Linked DNA regions of Homo sapiens: region 2 is linked to region 1. A link is an interaction called in ENCODE POLR2A ChIA-PET data of the cell type or tissue named here. Cell type or tissue: MCF 10A. All regions are shown on one strand. Links, peaks and the distances in the headings refer to the core of each region. The heading gives the core; the rest is flanking DNA.

The links. ChIA-PET counts read pairs that join two places held together with the same protein. Peaks named below come from ENCODE experiments on the same cell type or tissue, not always from the same donor. Only the 100,000 strongest peaks of a DNase experiment are listed, where the experiment ranks them.
Region 2: POLR2A ChIA-PET joins it to region 1 with 10 read pairs; 10 of 35 experiments call an interaction of 5 or more read pairs at or near these places.

What each region holds. Positions count from the first base shown.
Region 1 is chr2:190,576,427-190,580,824 of GRCh38, forward strand. All of the region lies in intron 4 of NEMP2-DT (NEMP2 divergent transcript), which reads left to right. It also overlaps a transcript of NEMP2 not described here. Among named protein-coding and RNA genes, the nearest start is that of NEMP2-DT, 44 kb to the left of the region's middle. In MCF 10A, for the core only: no CTCF peak of the experiment used is centred there; DNase peaks (open chromatin) are centred at 1,935 and 2,475.
Region 2 is chr2:190,636,255-190,640,652 of GRCh38, forward strand. NEMP2-DT (NEMP2 divergent transcript) reads left to right here. Exons shown (of 5, transcript NR_183903.1): 5 at 2,092-3,274. It also overlaps a transcript of NEMP2 not described here. Among named protein-coding and RNA genes, the nearest start is that of NAB1, 11 kb to the right of the region's middle. RefSeq lists enhancers at 929-1,663, 1,199-1,268. In MCF 10A, for the core only: no CTCF peak of the experiment used is centred there; DNase peaks (open chromatin) are centred at 327, 1,337, 2,217 and 4,067.

The sequences.
Region 1 (4,398 bases), core at 271-4,270:
GAGAGTACTTAAGCTAATAAATGTAACTTGTTAAATGAAACGGGAAACATCAAAATGCAGCTAAGCATTAAGAAAATGAAAGAGAAAAGTTTCCCTAGGAGAGAAGAAATTAATGAAATGTGTATCTTAATGTATCCCTGAAGATGGTATTTCTGCAACATACTGAATTGAGGGTGAATTTACTAGTTTATGGAGCGGGGTGGGGCGGGGGGGGATCTGGTTCTTTTCTCCACTTGTGCTGTGCTGACTTGTTTCGTATGTGTTTTGGATACATGTGGTGATAGCAACCTGTTAGTCTCTGGTAAAACCCAGTCCAAAGATATGTGAAGCCTGGACACGTGAGGCTGAATAAGGATGTCCTAGAGCCATGAAATACATTAACATTGTTGGGCAGTTATGGCAACGGAAAAACAGTGTTAATATAGGGAGTAAGTAGGCACTTTATAGGCAAAGAGGACATGCCTTTTCTGTATGCAACGAGCTTTGCAAATTCTAACTCCACCCTAATTATAACTGCCTTGTTCTCATGAAGTTCACTGTCAGCAACTGTTTATTCACCAGGTACAATATTATGCATAATACACTGGGCTGAGAACTGTGAGGGATACAATTTGGAAAGACAGGGCCCCTGGTCTTAAGATGCCATTGAAAAGCACAGACTGTGTTCGGGAATCAGTAAGTCCAGTGTGTAGATGACAGCGTTAGTGGGGAAAAATGGAATACAGAGTTGAAAGGTGTATTGGAGCCAGATTGTTAGGTTTTTGAATGCAAAATTTATATGTTAGGATGCTATTATTTGGAAAGTGGGGACTTACTCAATTTTTTTTAACATTAAAAGAAAATAATCAAATCTGTTTCTGGCTATTCACATTTTTTTGGTCCCATTGGTATCTTTTTTTAGATGGTACATTTTCAGTGAACAAAAACAGTATCTATTTCGCTTAATGTCCAGTGCAATGTCATAGATTATGTGTAATATTTAGGTTCACGTAAATAATGGCTGTTCTTAAAAATTCACATGTTCTTATTATGGAATGATTAAAGGACCCTCATTTTTCTTAATATTTATTTAGCTAAACTATCATCCTCCTCACCAAGGAATAACAAGAAAGCTGGGCAACTGTGGCAAATTATTTGCCCAAGAGGATCACTTTTAAACCCTAGTGAAGCTGGGAGCAGTGGCTCACACCTGTAATCCCAGCACTTTGGGAGGCTGAGGCGGGCAGATCACCTGAGGTCAGGAGTTCAAGACCGGCCTGGCCAACATAGTGAAACCCCACCTCTACTAAAAATACAAAAAGCCGGGTGTGATGGCGCATGCCTTTAGTCCCAGCTACTCAGGAGGCTGAGGCAGGAGAATCGCTTGAGCCTGGGAAGTGGAGGTTGCAGTGACCCGAGATTGCACCACTGCACTCCAGCCTGGGTGACAGAGTGAGACTCCATCTTAAAAACAAAAACAAAAACAAAAACAAAAAACTTAGTGAAGCTATCAGGTATTGGAGAGCATGGAAATGCTATAAACCAATACATTCTATATTTTATTGATACAGCATTTTTTCAATGTTTTGTCTACAGACAGATCCCAGGGGATTAACATATATTTAAATTACCTAACTTTCCAGTTGGACATAAACAATCTTATCCTTCTCTTTCATTGTCCTTTATATCTTCTGTGGGGTCTCCTGGGCTTGTGTAACTTGTCATAATGGACAGGATGTGAGGGATGCTACCACAGACAGACACCATATTGTAAATCTGAAGAATGGACAGAGGAAAACTTGCAACAGAATTAGAGGAAAGAAGAAATGATGGTGACTATTGCAAAGCCTGGAATGGTTCCCTTGGGAATTTAAGGAGGGAAAACAAGAGTTTCTGTAGTTTCCAGAAATAGAACTGCCTGCCAGCTTCCTTCCATCCTCCCTCTTAGCCTAGCTGCAGGAGAAGAACAGGCAGGCACATGCAGGCTGATGACTTTCCTGCTTGTGACAGCTCCAGATTACAAATGTGCAGAACAAGATTACAGTGCCAGCATTCCCAGGCCCAGGGAGCAAAGGCAGGTGGGCCGGGATGAGGTGAAGGAATATTAAAATAAAATAAAATAAGTACGGGTGATAATGAAAAGAAGAGGAAGTGTGGGGTAGTATATATGGTGTTAAGATGCTAGGAGAAGACTGAGGGCATGAGACAGAAAGCCCTGTACTGCCTGGGCGTGTATCTGAGAGATATGTGGGTGTGTTTGCAGAGGAAGTTGTGGGGGCATGTGTGTGTGCAGAATGTGTGTTAGGGAGGGGTTTTATTGGTATAGGAGTGGGAGGGTGTGTACAGCAGGGTGTGGAGTGCAGGGGTGGAGGGAAAAAAAAAGCGGAGGGAGGGAGGACTTTTATGGAGTGCCAGGAACACCCATTTCACAAAGGAAAATTGCCAGCTGCCAGCAAGTCAAATCTCCTTTGTGGGAACGGATCAGCTCCCCACAGTGGATTCTGGCCTCTGATCTGACCCCAGGATGTTTGCCAGATATTTGACCCCTGAAGGGAGGGACACAGTTTCTGGATTTTTACCACACCCTGATGCGTGCTCTTTCCCAGGGACTGATGTGTTTGCTTATATATTATCATAGTGTTGGTCACAGGGCAGCATTGTTTGGCAGACAGTCTAGTGAATAGAACTGTAAGTTAGAAATAAATACTTTCCAGTCTTGGTTTGTGTGTGTGTGTCCTTTTTGATGGCCTTTGAAACCCTACGATAGTACTTCTGTGCCTTGGTTCCCAATTTTTCTAGTAACAAGAAAGAAAACATCAGCTAGATAAGGAAATATAGTGTAGAATTAATAACTGCAATGAATACATAATTTTAAAGACACATGGGTGACAGATTTTAATCTAGTATGAGAAATAACTTCTACTAATTAGAATTGTTCAAAACTAGGAGAGGTTAGCATAAAATGTGATATGTGTCATATTATTCTACATATTCAAGTGGAGCGAAGATGACCAGTTGTAGGGTGTTTAGGGGGAATTCCAGCAGCAAATAACAGTATACTTAAGATGCCCGAAGAATTATGCAAAAACTCTGAGATGTTATGATTCTAGGACTATAGTGTGCTTAAGTAATACAGAATTATCTTGAATATTTAAGTGTTATAAATATGAAATAATCAATACACAAAATGACCAAGGAACAAAATGTCCACTGCATGATTAGCACCTTTATTGGGCAACCAAGATGTATGGCATATAAATGCAGAAATAACTTGGGGCCCAAGTCTTCCACAGTAACCCCAAAACAAACTAAATATAGAGAAAGAAGGCTATGTTGTGTAGCAGGGAAAAGTATTCAATAAAAACAGGCTGAAACTCTTATCAGTCGTTCCTGAATAGCCTCTATCTATTTCTATGAGAGATCCAGTCCAACTTAGTGGAGTACTGAAAGAATGCTAGAAGTGTTTTCTTCAGTGATTAAAAACTTTCAGATGTTTGTTGACCACCCAGTTCAGACATATCCCAGGTCTCCGTTTGAGAGATGGTAGAGGAGTCCTCAGAACTTCCTTAGCTTTCCAAAGGCTGTTAAGACTTCTCAACAGTCTTGTTGAGTCTTAGTGTTCTCATTCAGTCTAATGTACTTTGAATCACGTGGGGATCTATTAAAAAGTGATTCTGATTCAGTAGGCCTGGGGCGAGGCCTAAGATTCTGCACTTCTAAGAGAGGCTGATGATGCGTGTCCACAGGCCACTCACAGAAGCAAGGCTGTAGGTGAAAGCAGATAGGAAACTCTAGGTACCCTGGGCAAGGGCAGACAATGCATCAAGGGAATGAGATCAATACTACCCCATCCACAGAATCACAAAATTAAGAGTATAAAAGGAGAGAAGCCTTGTGATGCCATCTAAAAACCATCATTTGGCTCTTTAGTGGCGAATATAAGAGTTCTGTGTGGGCTGGACTGGAGTCTCCTTAGGGTGGTGATAATATGGTCTGTTAGGGTAAATGTCAGGGACTTCTTGGAAATTCCAGGTTCTGCTGTCAAGTAGATAAAGTTTGTTTTGGTCCCGTCTTCCCTGCTGATCTCACACTTCTTAAAACATGACTTTTCCTAAGAGGAAACTGTAATCTTTTCTTTAGGACAGACCTCAACAAATTGCCTTAATTTCCTCTACAGAATCAGATGGGAAGGAATTTAAGGTGTGGCCTTTCCCATGGAAGTCTTTAAGACTCCAAATTTTCAAGACACTACAGGATAAAGCTCTATCAGCAAAATGCCAAACTGTGACAGGTAGAAAAATATTGTGATGGGCGGGTTTGCTTAAATAGCTTTCTGATTCCTCCACAGACTGACATTACCCAGGATAACAGGAGTGGGGAGAAGTGTCAGTGTTGGGAAGGATTGTAAGAAGGGTCTCC
Region 2 (4,398 bases), core at 218-4,217, 60 kb after region 1:
TTCCTTAGTACTTTAATTATGAGGAAAAAAAATCTGTGCAAATTTTGTGTCAGATTTTTGGATTTTCTCATTCTCTGCTTAAGGCCAAGTAAGGTTTCCTCTTTCTATTTCCATCACTGTCAGCAGCAAAGGAAAAACTTTGCAACAAAACTTGTTATATTTTTTTCAGAAGGATTAAAGTTTGGAAGAATACCATATTGGAGGCTTTAAGTCTCAAAAATATCCCTCTGATTATACAGGGGCATAAGAAAATGAATTTAACTGCATCCATGCAAATCAATCATCACTAAGCGTATGTCGTAATGACGGTAGGTCAGTAGTGGAACAACTATGACTCACAGGCTGAGAATGCCCTCATTTAAGAAATTCTACAAAGTTGCTCCCTACCCCAGAATATCTACCCCAGGGGCTTGTTCCATGTCTCAAATTCAGCTACTAAAGTGCTGAAGTCCAAAATTTTCATATTTAAGAAAACTCCAAAAGAAAACACATCTCAAAAATCATATTTAGTACTTATAAGTCATTAGCACCTTATTTGTCACATCTCTTAAAAACACAAAAGGAATGGGACACAGAACCTGCAAGTGCTAATAAGGCATAAGGTGGAGGCCACCCTCAACTTCTTCCTCCCCCTTTATCCAGAACATTCAGACAGACAAATCTCTGTTCTTAGCATCTTGCTTAAATCTTTTCGATGGCTCCCCAAAAGGGCTAGCAGTGTTCTCCAAGTGTGGTCTAGGGGTCCCTTCTGGCTTCAGATCCTTCACTAAGGTAATCATTTAAAAAGTACAGATTTCCCAAGTGCCAGCCCAGGCCTACTTAATCAGTATGTCTGACAGGGAGATCCTGGAATCTGTTTTCAATAAATAATCCAGCTTGATTTTCTTAAAAATACTTTTTCACAATTGAGAAGTATAGTGTACAGTAAGTACAGAAAGCATAAATGTGCAGTTCAATGATTACAAAGTGAACATCCACATAACCATGGTCCAGAACAAGAAAGAGGGCCTTGCTTGCCAGCACTTCAGAAGCCCCCTTGTTCCCCTTTCAATCATTTCTCTCTTCTCTTAGTTGTATCTACTATTCTCATGTCTGACACTCACAGCTTGATTCTTGCACTCACTGGTGCTGAGAACTACAGCTACAAGATAAAGTCCACACTGCTTAGCGTGTCAGAGGTGGCTCCTGCACAATTTGGTCTCTACAATTTCATCTTCTGCCTCTGCCCTCTTCACATGTAATTCTCAAGTCATTTGGAATCAGTTATGCTTCATTTCACAATAATTTCCCTAAGTTACTGCTCATGTTTATGCTGCCTCACTGCCTCTGTGCTTCTGTACTTGCTGGGGAGTGCCTGCACTTCCTGAGTCTATTAATTTCATCCTTCCAGACCTGTCCAATTGTTGCTTGCTTACAAGGCCTACTGACTTTCACCCCTCTGCCCTACCCAAACCAGAACCATCACTCTTTCTTTGTGTGACTAAGAACATCTTATAATGTGTGCAAGTGCTTGTTTACATGTGTATTCCGCTTTCTAGACCAGGAAATAGGGCAGAGATTTAATTTTCTTGTGCTTATAGGCTTAGTGTGTATCCCTCAGTCAGTGCTTAATTGTTGAACAAGCAAATAGTCTCCAGGTATAAACATCTTAGGAAAAGTAGCACACTGCAACCTTAATACCTCTGGGTATATTTGGATCAGATCACGTTCTTCCTTGTCAGGAAACAAATGCAGACATCAGTAACACACTGGGTGCCCGAGAGGGAGGTGAAAGTAAGTGAAGAAAGAGGGATGAAACACTGCAGGAGCGGGAGCAGGGGAGCTAGTGATGTTGTCTGAAGGGCTGCCAGAGCCTACAGAGCAAGGAGTAATCAGAGTGCTCCCGGCAGCACTGAGCCTTCCCTTCTTTCTCAGAGAGGACTCCCAGTTGTCAGACCACTGTGCTACATGGGGAGCCTGGACTGTTCCAAATTCCTTACATCTTTTCCTGCCTCTGATTGTCCTCACATTGTCCATCTTCTTCTCTGAGTATCCATTCTGCTTGCAAAATGCCACCTTTTAAGTAAGTAACCTGCCTATTTTTGACCCTAGCATCAAAACTCCTATCCATCCACAGTATGTGAGTGGGAGTGGAAGGCGACAATAAGCCACACAGAGGGGCCTTGTGTAACTGCTTGGTGCTCAGAGGATCTGGACAGAAGCATCTGGGCAGCCTGCCACAGGAAACTTCACAGCAATGTCAATAGTCCTGACGAAAACGAACCTTGACTGCTGGGCAAACTGAGAGGGTGGAAGGACAGAAATGAGCATCACTTGAAATCTACTGATGCCGGAAAAGATATTGTAAAGCAAAATTTAAAATCAAAAAGTAGTTAATAAATTTTGGCCCCTTCTACTGTATGGGTCTGAAAGACAGCCATCACTGGTGGTTTGATACCTGGGGAAGGGGTGAGGGCAGCTTTGAGTGGAGATGATCAAGGCAGGTCTGGAGCCCACACTTGGGAGATGCTTGCATCTGCAAAATGAAGAAAGAACTGCAGTCTCAGAGAAAGTGGGCTCTGCTCTCCTCCCCTAAGGAACCAGAGCAGCAGATGGGTCTCAAGCAGCACTGGACCAGTTTGGCACCTGGTGGGCCAGTTTTCTGCAGCTAAACAAGGACCGGAACAAACAAACAGGGCATCAGATGTGGCCCAGATGCCAGTTCTGTCACTGGGTGTGAAAGCCCAGTGAACGTCACATTTTGAACTGCAAAAGCTCTGGGACTGCATAGGTCCCTGGAACAGGAGGATCCTTAAGAAGATATAAAGAGATACATGCTTGAATGATTAATAAGGAAAAGAGACTATTTGTGACATCAGATTAAAGCAGTTCAAGCCAGCTCTATATCTATAAATATATATAAAATCAATATTAACACATTCAATTTTTTTTGTAGCTAGTTGGGTGATAAGGCAACTCAGGATGGCATCTGAATCAGCATGGTCAAAGAATTTGGTGTGGTGGGGTATCTATGCCTTGAGGGTCTACCATGTGTCAGATGGTAGACCCTCAAGACATGTAGTTATACAGGCCAGATGACATTAAAGTGCTTGACACATACTTTTTAGCTCCCAGATTTTGTTGACCTCCTGGTTTTTGTTGCCCTCTGCAAACAAGTGGATAAAAACAATTTTGGGACAGATGACATTAAGTGCTTGACACATACTTTTTAGCTCGCAGTTTTTGTTGACCTCCTGGTTTTTGTTGCCCTCTGCAAACAAGTGCATAAATACATACAATTTGGTTTTCATTTTTATTTGTAAACTGCTTTTGAAGCAGGATCTTTGTTAAGTAACATTTATTTTTTTCCTGATTTTCAAAGTAATGCATGTTTATTGTTGAGTTTTTTTTTTTTGTTTTTTGTTTTTGTTTTTTGACGGAGTCTCACTCTGTCACCTAGGCTGGAGTGCAGTGGCACGATCTCAGCTTACTGCAACCTCAGCCTCCCGGGTTCAAGTGATTCTCCTGCTTCAGCCTCCTGAGGAGCTGGGACTACAGGTGCATGCCACCATGCCCAGCTAATTTTTTGTATTTTTAGTAGAGACGTGGCTTCACCATGTTAGCCAGAATGGTCTCGATCTCCTGACCTCATGATCTGCCCACCTCGGCCTCCCAAAGTGCTAGGATTACAGTCGTGAGCCACTGTGCCTGGCCAAAATTTTTGAAAATTGAAAAAAAGCATAAAGAAGAAAATAAAAACTATCTATAATACCATCACCCAGAGATAATTACTGCTAACATTTAGTAAATTTCCTTCCATGTTTATTTAGGTAGAGAGATTACAGGTTGTTTTGCTCTGTTCTATTTTTACCCATAACATTATGAGCATTTCTCAATATTATTAAATATTAATTGAATATATTCCATCATATAGATATCTTATTTAACTAATACATTATTTTTTATTTTTTTCCATTTCACAAATAATGTTGTAATAAAAATGTATAAACTTAGCATAATATCTTAGAAGTGAATTTGTTGGCTGAAATCATATGGACATGTTGCAACTCTTGGTTCGACTTGCCAAACTACTGTTCTAAAGGTTGTTTATTTTTTTTACCAGCAATGATGAGCCCCTAACCTCTGCAACACTGTGATTATTTGGAACAGTTTATTTAAGGAATATAATTTATAGTTGGAAAAAACCCTTATTCTGCCACTATGAGAAACTTATAGTAAGGAATGAAAATACAATAATAGATAGAAAACTTTAAAGTTTTTGACTACCACATATTATTGCCAGTCCTGGGTAAGCTGAGTCATGATGTATAAGTCCAGGTACACGACAATATAATTCAAACTGTAAAGATGTAACTTTGCAGTTATATGCAAACGGAACTATGTTTATCTGTATTTCAG